Linked DNA regions of Homo sapiens: region 2 is linked to region 1. The links are chromatin contacts, found by Hi-C or POLR2A ChIA-PET in ENCODE. All regions are on one chromosome and are shown on one strand. Each heading gives the region's core, a stretch centred on a gene start or an enhancer-like site at or near the end of the contact. The rest is flanking DNA. Distances are from core to core; before and after follow the strand shown. Region 1 holds the start of TMEM255B (transmembrane protein 255B). Region 2 holds the start of UPF3A (UPF3A regulator of nonsense mediated mRNA decay).

Region 1 (4,210 bases), core at 1,010-3,509:
TATCTCAGAATATCACCTTGTCACTCCCCACCAGCCCCCACTTCTCCCATCCCACCTGCTCTCCCCTTCCTGGCTCCTTCCCCAGCCTTAGCTGGAGGAGCTGAACCACATGAGCCTGTGCCCACGCCAGGTCCTACCTGGAAGACACGCGAGGCTGGAGGTCAGGTTCTTCCTGCCCCTCAGACCCATTTCCTCTACTCCACAGAGCCAGGAAGGGGAATGTCACAAAGCATGGGAGGTGGCACTGCTTGGAAGGGTTCTAAGATCCGGCCTTCCTGCCAGCCGGACCTGGAACGCCCAAAAAGAAGAGTGAGTTCCATTTAATCATGTGGGGACACCAGTCATGGTGTCCAAGTAACAATCCCAGGTAAAACTGTAATCACTCAGCCGTCAATTCCTCTTTCGTCCTGATTTTACACATGCCCAGGGTAGTGAACAAAGAAGGGCAAAGCAGAAAAACCCATAATCCTACCCCCAGGTACCCCAAAGCAGAAAGACTATGGTCCACCCCCAGATACCCCAAAGCAGAAAAACCCACAATCTACCTCCAGACACACCAAAGCAGAAAGACCATAACCCACCCCCAGACACACCAAAGCAGAAAGACCATAATCCACCCCCAGGCACACCAAAGCAGAAAGACCATAATCCACCCCCAGATACCCCAAAGCAGAAAGACCATAACCCACCCCCGATACCCCAAAGCAGAAAGACCATAATCCACCCCCAGACACACCAAAGCAGAAAGACCATAATCCACCCCCAGATACCCCAAAGCAGAAAGACCATAATCCACCCCCAGATACCCCAAAGCAGAAAGACCATAACCCACCCCCAGATACCCCAAAGCAGAAAGACCATAATCCACCCCGACACACCAAAGCAGAAAGACCATAATCCAACCCCAGACACACCAATGCTTTATACATTTTAGTAAAAGACCAGCTCCAAACAAAAAGACCCATAATCCTACCCAGATACACCAATGTTTCATATACTAAAAAGACCAGCTCCAAGTATTGTTTTAAGGTTTAAAGTTCTTTGTCAGAAGAAAATCTAAGTCAGATGCTATTTTTAAACATTAAGGCATTCTAATAATGATAAAACTAGTTAATAAATAATAATAATAGTTATCATTATTAAACACCAATAGACTAATCCACATTAATACATTTGACCATAGAGCATTTTGCTTTAGATTGGAAGGCATATAGTGGTTTCTTTTAGAAAGAAGCCAAATTATTTGATTATTTTAAGTAACAGTAATTCGTCCGGTTCCGAACGATGCCGCAGTAAAAGGGTTGTGAGGTTAATCCCCAGAAGTTTGTGTTGGATTATTTCTGAGGGAGCGGCAGAGCCCCCTAGACACCACTCCATCCCTCCCTCCAGCCGTCAGGGCTTCACTTTCTAGGGAACTCTGTTTCTCTTTTGTTCTGAAATCTGCCCAGCCCTCTCCCCCTCAGGAAGACACCCGGCATCCTTCCAGTCCTGGCCACTTCCCGGCAGAGCCCCCGAGCCCGGCTTGCGAACTGGTGAACACGCAACAGGTTTCCTGTTTTCCCAGCCTTTGCCTGGCTCCGAGGCTGCAGCGGGCTTGGTCTGGGAAGTGGAAGAATTGGAGATTCCGTGAACACACCGGGGAGAAACACGAGAGAGGGGCGAGCCGAAACCAAGCAACACTGTCCAGTTCTGTGAGCGCCTCTGCACGTTCAAACAGGAAAAGGCTACCTCGCTCTTCCAAACGAAGTTTTCCCGGAAAATGGTGTAGGTTGGAATAAACGGAAGAGATGGGGAAGGAGCGCACTTTGGGGCGCCTGTTCCTCATAATAAAACGTAACAGGGAGAGAGAGGCCAAGAGGAACGGACACAGAGTCAGAGAAAGGCAAAGACTGAGGAGGCAGAGACAGAAAGAGCGAGAGAGACAGAGACAGAGACAGAGAGAGAGACAGGGAGAGAGAATGAATGAACGAACCGGTAGGACGAACGCCCGACCCCAGTGCGAAATGCAAAGTGTTCCAAAGACAGAGCTCGAAGGAGGCGGAGGGACCAGACCCCGTGCCGCGTCTCCGCGCAGGTTCCGCCCGGGCCGGCCGGGGACCTGTAGTCCCAGCCCCGGGGTCCCCACGCTCCCCCGCAGGAGCCGAGACGAGCCCCCAGCCCCGCGCTCACCTGCGGGGTCCAGCAGGCCCAGGGGCCCGGGCACCGGCGGCTGCATCCCGAGGCCCCACCCGGCTCTCCCGGGGCCACAGCCACAGTCCCGCCGCCAGGAGCCGCCCTCGCGGCGCCGCCCCTTCCCCGCCCCCTGCACCTCCCCGCGCTCCGCCCGCCTCGCGTCCTTCCTCGCTCTACTCTCCCTTCTCCGGCGTTTCTTCTCCTCCCTCCCCCGCTGCGCCCGCTCCCCCTTCTCCCCTCCAGCGGCCGCCTGGTTTCTGGAAATCAGGACGCCGCGGCCGGGAGTGGAAGCCAGACCCCAGATGGAAGGTGCCTGGAGAGGACCCTGCGGACTCGGGGTCGGAGCCCCGGCCTGGGACGGTGACCCCGGGCCTTCCGCCGCTGGCGCCACGCTCAGCCCTTGGCGGTGCCGCTGAGTGGGTCACCACGGGTTCGCCTCCCCATTGGCCGGTGACGGAGCTCCTTGGGGCTACAGGGCCAGCCAGCCCTTGATCTCTGGGTTCAGAGGGTGGTACATGGTGTTACAACCCAGTCTGCGAGGAACGAGTAAATGAGGAACAAACGCAAATGAGTAAATGAGGAACAAACGCATCTGGCACCTCACTCAGCAGCCCCGAGGCAGGGCTGACCCGCCTCTCCAAGGCCTGCGTCTTTGTGTCCACAGCACTGAAGTTGTTCTGAGTAAAATCTGCTGCTGGAAAGAAGGGCAAGGAAACACGGGGCCAGAAAGGGTGCCTCGTACAGCAGCAGGAAAAAATAAAGATCCTTCTAAACGTATTTTTAACATCTTTGAGTCAAGGACATCAGCGGTCCCGTCACAAAAGAAGATGCTTGAACGATCAATAAACTCAGCCCCCGGAATTAGGGGAACGCTGTGGGAACAAGAGGATGCGTTTCACCCTCATCCTATCAGAAAACCCCAAGGGTCAAACAACTTAAAGAATGTTAATGAAAACGTGGGAATCTGCATTCACCGCTGGGATCACGCATGGTGCCACCACTTTGAAAGCAACCTTTAGGAAAATTGAAGCAAGTAGATGACAAGCCAGAAAGAAAGCATATCTCTTTCTAGATATGCCCAAGAACACAAACATAGATCTGCTCCTTCGAGCCAGGAGCCGTGGTTCTCAACCCCGGCTGTCGTTAAAGTCATCCAGGAATGTCTTTAAAAGAAAAAACATTTCTGCAGCACTGAACCCAGACCAGATCAATTGAACCAGAACTTCTGGGAACAAACTAATAGCTAAGAATTCCCTAGTCATTCTAATAGGCCATCCACTGTGAGAGAGAAACTACCACAAGAAGTATGCATGTGCTAGAAGATGCGTACAGAATATTCCTCACAACACTGTGTGTCCAAAGCACCGGACACACCCTGAATATCCAACACGGGGAGAAGCGATAAAGAAATGGGCATATACAGCGAAATACCACATGGCAGTTAAAATAAATGAGAGCTACATGGATCAATGTGGATAAATGCCAAAAACAGAACGCGGAGCAAAAATGCAAGTGCACAGTACGGCAGCGAGTACGACAGCAAGTACGGCAGCGAGTATGGTACCATTTATATAAAGTTTTAAACCATGAAAATTAACACTGTTCACTCAGTGAGCCTCTCAAGACTTACTAAACATCCGCGATATACCAGACACTGTTCCAGGTACTTGGGATGTATCAATGAGCAACGTAAACAAGGATCCTGGTGGGGAAGTGAGGCCATGAATAATAATACAATAAACAAGAAAAATGCACAGCATGTCAGAGGGCAACATGCTATGGAATACACACACACATATACACATACACACATGCAGACATACACACATGCATGCACATACACACATACACACACATGCATATATACACATGCATACATACACACATGCATGCATGTGTGCATACATACATGCACGCATACATACATGCACATACACACATGCATACATGTGTGCATACATACACGCACACATACATACACATACATACACACATGCATACATACACACTTATACGTGCATACATGCACATATGCACA
Region 2 (4,210 bases), core at 936-3,435, 520 kb before region 1:
TGACAGGAGAAGAGAAGGAAAAAGATGAAAGCAGAACCCTAGAAGTACTGATAAGGGAACTATTGAGAGTAGAGTTGAAGACTGCTGTCTCCGCAGGCAAAGCTGTTTAACAGCAGTGACTTCCTGGTGACATTATCATAAATGGTACAGTCATGAAGGATGCTGTTTAGGAAGATAGAAGTCAGTGTACATTTTGGAAAATTCCTATCAGGTAAAATAGTTTAGCTTTAGAACCTAAAAAGATCAAGTTCTCTCATGCAACAAACTCACTCATGAAAACCTTCATTCTCTGATGATAATACATAAATAGGCTGTCACTATTACACAGAATTTCTGGAATTTTTTTGGATTAAATAATAAAATTAAATAATTTCAATTTTTAATATCTGCACATAATTACAGTAACATAATCAAAATTTATAAACTTATTTTAGTCTGAGAACTTTTTAATTAAAATGCACAAATAGACCGGATGCTGTGGCTCACGCCTGTAATCCCAGCACTTTGGGAGGCTGAGGTGGGAGGATCACTTGAAGCCAGGAGTTCAAGACCAGCCTGGGCAACACAGTGAGACCCCCGTCTCTACACAATTTTTTTTTTAAATCAGCCGATCATGGTGGCACACGCCTGTGGTCCCTGCTACCTAGGAGGCTGGAGGATTGCTTGAGCCGCAGTGTGAGGCTGCAGTGAGCCGTGATTGCGGCTGCTGCACTCCAGCCTGGGCAACAGAGCAAGACCCTGTCTCAAAAAATAATAATAATTTAAAAAGCACGAATATTCTAGCAATACTTCATTAGTATACCTACAGATTATAATAGATTTTTAAAAACCAATAATCCAACCTTTGCTGTCAAGGAAGATATATCCATCAAAACGATCTCTAAAAAGAAGGATGTCATCAGGATTCCTAAAATTAATGTATGCTCTTGAGTAGAGATGAGGATAAAGACTGAAATAAGAGATAACAGTGAAAATGGTCAGTGAAAAATACAATAGTCCATTAATTTAGCCTCTTTTTCCTTTTCTGGGCACAACAAACTACTTTAGATAAAACTTTTGTGCCAAATCATCTCAGTTAATTGTAACAACTTGGATATTCTTTAGCAAAAACAAACGCAAAACGTTAACTTTACAAGGCAGAACTCAGGTCCCTTCTCCACTGCCCAGAACCGGTCCTCCGAGGCTGAAACCCTAAGGCAAGGCCAGGGCGCACTCCCAGAGGAACCCGTGGCGCCGAGAGACTCTCCTGACTTGGGGACCTTCTCCGGTATTTAAAACCGCACTGGCTGCGGCACCAGCGTGGAGGCCACAGGAAGAGCCGGCGCCCCCCGGCCCCGCAGCGCCCCGTCCGCGGACGAGCAGGGAAGCCCGGGAGGCGCCGGGCGGGCAACGCTGGTCCTTTCAAAGGCACCCGCTTTCCTAAGCGTTAGCCGTCTGAAAATCATCCGCATTTTTCATGTAAACCACATCTGTGTTTCTTTGTTGGTGGTATTTTTCTTTGACGGAACGGACACGTTTTACTGAAATGTATTTATTCAAAAAGCTCACACGACTCCCATATAGGAGAAATCAGGGTAAGGAACGTAAGGCAACGAGACGGCCACCGCCGCCGAGCTCTGGGTTCCGCCCTCTCTTCCTCCCCTCGGGGCGGGCCTCACCTCAGGTCGGCGGCGAAGAACTCGAAGTAGTCGTGTGCTGGCAGCGGGCGCAGCTGCTCCTCCAGCTGCTCCTTGGTGAGGCCCGGAGGCAGGCGGCGGATGACCACCTGCGGGGAGCGCGCGGCCGTTCCCACCGGGGCGGAGCGTGGACAAGGAGCTCAAAAGGCACCGCGTACCGCGCTGGGAGGCCCGGCCCCCGCCCCTCCCTCCCCTCCCTCCCCTCCCTCCACTCAGGGCCGTCCTCTCCTCGCGAGGTTTGCGCGCCCCGCCCCCGTCCCCACCTTGCTCAGGGCCGTCCTCTTCTCCTCGCGAGGTTTGCCCGCACCGCCCCCGCAACCGGAGGACGAAGTTGGCGGCGTCTCAGCCTCCTGCTGCTGCGAGTCGCGGTGGAACTGCACTTCTAGGGCCGACAGCTTCTCCCTCCCGCTCGGGCCCCGCGCGGCAACGGCCGCCCGAAGGCCTCCGGCCCCCTCCTTTTCCGAGCGCATGCCGCACTCTCCGCCGAGCCGCAGCCGCCAGCCCCCGACGAAACCTCGCGAGAGCTCGGCCGCCCCAGCCCCGCCCCTCCTCGAGCCGCGGCGGTCGGGGCCGCCCACGAAGGGGTCAGGCGCTGCGGGACTAGTCGGGGTCGGGGTGGTGACCTCCGGCCACACAGCCTGGCTTTCCGCCGGGTCAGGCGGCCCCTCAGGGAGCGGCGGCCGCGGTTTAGGGCGGCCCCGGAAGCGGGGCGCCGGCGGCTTTGGTCCGGGCGTGGTGGGAGGAGTTCGCGGACAAGCCGCCCTCCCATCCCAGCACCGTTTTTATCCCACTCCCCCAGGCTCTCCGTGGCCGGGGCGCCATGAAAGCCGGGTTCACATTTGAATTCTTAATTTTTTTGGAGACAGTCTCGCTCTGTCGCCCAGACCGGAGTGCAGTGGCGCGATCTCGGCTCACTGCAGCCTCTGCCTCAGCCTCCTGAGTGGCTGGGACCTACAGGCACGCGCCACCACCCCTGGCTAATTTTTTTGTTTTTTTAAAGTAGAGACGGGGTTTCACCTTGTTGGCCAGGATGGTCTCGGTAACTCCTGACCTCAAGTGATCCGCCCACCTCGGCCTCCCAAAGTGCTGGGATTACAGGCATGAGCCACCGCTCCGGGCCCTTGCACATATTTTTTTATGAACACACAGGCAGCAGCACTTTGATTACAGTAACTTACATGGAAGTTATTTTAAAATGGCTTTCCCCTTCTCTTTTTCATGTAGGCTGCATTTTTCATCTGCAGCACGCTTTCTCTCAAGAATCTCAAGCACACACAAGAAACCAGAGAGTAAAATCACTGAGGCGTGAACACATCCAGAGACCAAGGGCGTCACTGGCAGAAAAGCTTTTAGGCGGATCCACGGCCCGAGAGCCACCCTGCCCAGAGACGCGGTTTCCTAGGAGCAGTTCACACGCGGCTCTGCAGCACCCACAAGCGGGGCCAGGGGCTGGTTTTCATAGTTCACAGTCTGCAGGGATCTTAACAAAAACATGGCCGTGGTAAAAGTGCCTAGACCAGGCTTTCGTCACAACTCAGTGAGTAGGAAGACTAGTTAGGCTGATGAAAAGCTCTGATGATGTGTGATTAAAAGTAGGAAAACGTGGTTGCCAAATAAAATATTTTACTATATAGTCAGGGGGAGAGATGGGGATAAAAAAATGTGGAAACCATTTATTTTAAAATTTTGACTGTTCCTGCAGTGTTTAAAATATAGGAGATATATTCTGATTATCTTTAGAAAGAAACTGCTCTCAATCTATTTGTATGTCTTCCCTCTGGTTTTAAAATATTAAACAATCATCTAACTCAATATTTAATTTTACCTCTAGTCATGTTACTAGGTTAGGATAATAAAAAGGACTGTGAACTTCACATCTGCCATCTATAATAGATTCTTATTGTAGCAATCTTGCACCAAGGGGATTTCTTTATTAACTCTGCCAAATTTTCCAAAATTACCAAATGGAGAAAAGAGCTGGTCCCATCTGTCACCAGGCACAACCAGGTCAGTAACTTAGGGTATTTCTTGTGTTCATGTTTTGCCCTCACCACTGCAAAGCCCTGTTCTCGGCCTGGTGCCTCTGCACACCTCTGAAGCCAGGTTGGCCTCAGCCAATGTGAGGGACCCTTCATTTGACCTTCCCCAGAACCTTGAGTATTTCCACTTCTCCCTTCACTGCACTGTACCCTAAAGGGACTCACATGTTTGCTGGATGTGTATATTTCGTAAACCTAGCCAGCAAAATGTCCAAATGTTTTTCCCCCCAAGTCAATTTTTTAACACCCTTCTGATTCTTTACTTCCTGTTATTGCAAAGTTCTGAAAAATGATTTTGAAAAAAAGGTAGGATTTTAGAATTCAGCTGTTTGATGAAATTATCTTTAAATAAAACCATATGAATTTTAAGATACAGTGAATGAAATACACTTGTAAAATAGCTTATGATTTTACATGACAAATTATATCACAAAGAAAAGCTAGCTTCCTACACATTAGCCAGCCTGTTGAAATGCTCTGTTTGATACATGTACA

The links. A loop is a pair of places that touch in the nucleus more often than their neighbours do. ChIA-PET counts read pairs that join two places held with the same protein, here RNA polymerase II (POLR2A). Pooled maps may share reads with other maps.
Region 2: a loop to region 1 is called in a pooled map, with 8 times the contacts of the local background. The contact joins the promoter of UPF3A here to the promoter of TMEM255B in region 1. A Hi-C loop is called at or near these places in 5 of 50 pooled maps. POLR2A ChIA-PET finds 5 or more read pairs at or near these places in 2 of 52 experiments (A549 and H1).

Annotation. Positions count from the first base shown.
Region 1 is chr13:113,757,275-113,761,484 of GRCh38, reverse strand. TMEM255B (transmembrane protein 255B) reads right to left here and starts at 2,259. Exons shown (of 9, transcript NM_182614.4): 1 at 2,170-2,259. The coding sequence starts at 2,215. RefSeq lists enhancers at 1,540-2,041, 2,598-3,099.
Region 2 is chr13:114,279,576-114,283,785 of GRCh38, reverse strand. UPF3A (UPF3A regulator of nonsense mediated mRNA decay) reads right to left here and starts at 2,185. Exons shown (of 10, transcript NM_023011.4): 1 at 1,940-2,185; 2 at 1,659-1,765; 3 at 843-949. The coding sequence starts at 2,146. LOC105370384 (a long non-coding RNA gene) reads left to right here and starts at 2,717. Exons shown (of 4, transcript XR_007063887.1): 1 at 2,717-3,683. RefSeq lists silencers at 1,168-1,377, 1,758-1,937, 2,168-2,437 and enhancers at 1,517-2,204, 2,658-2,957.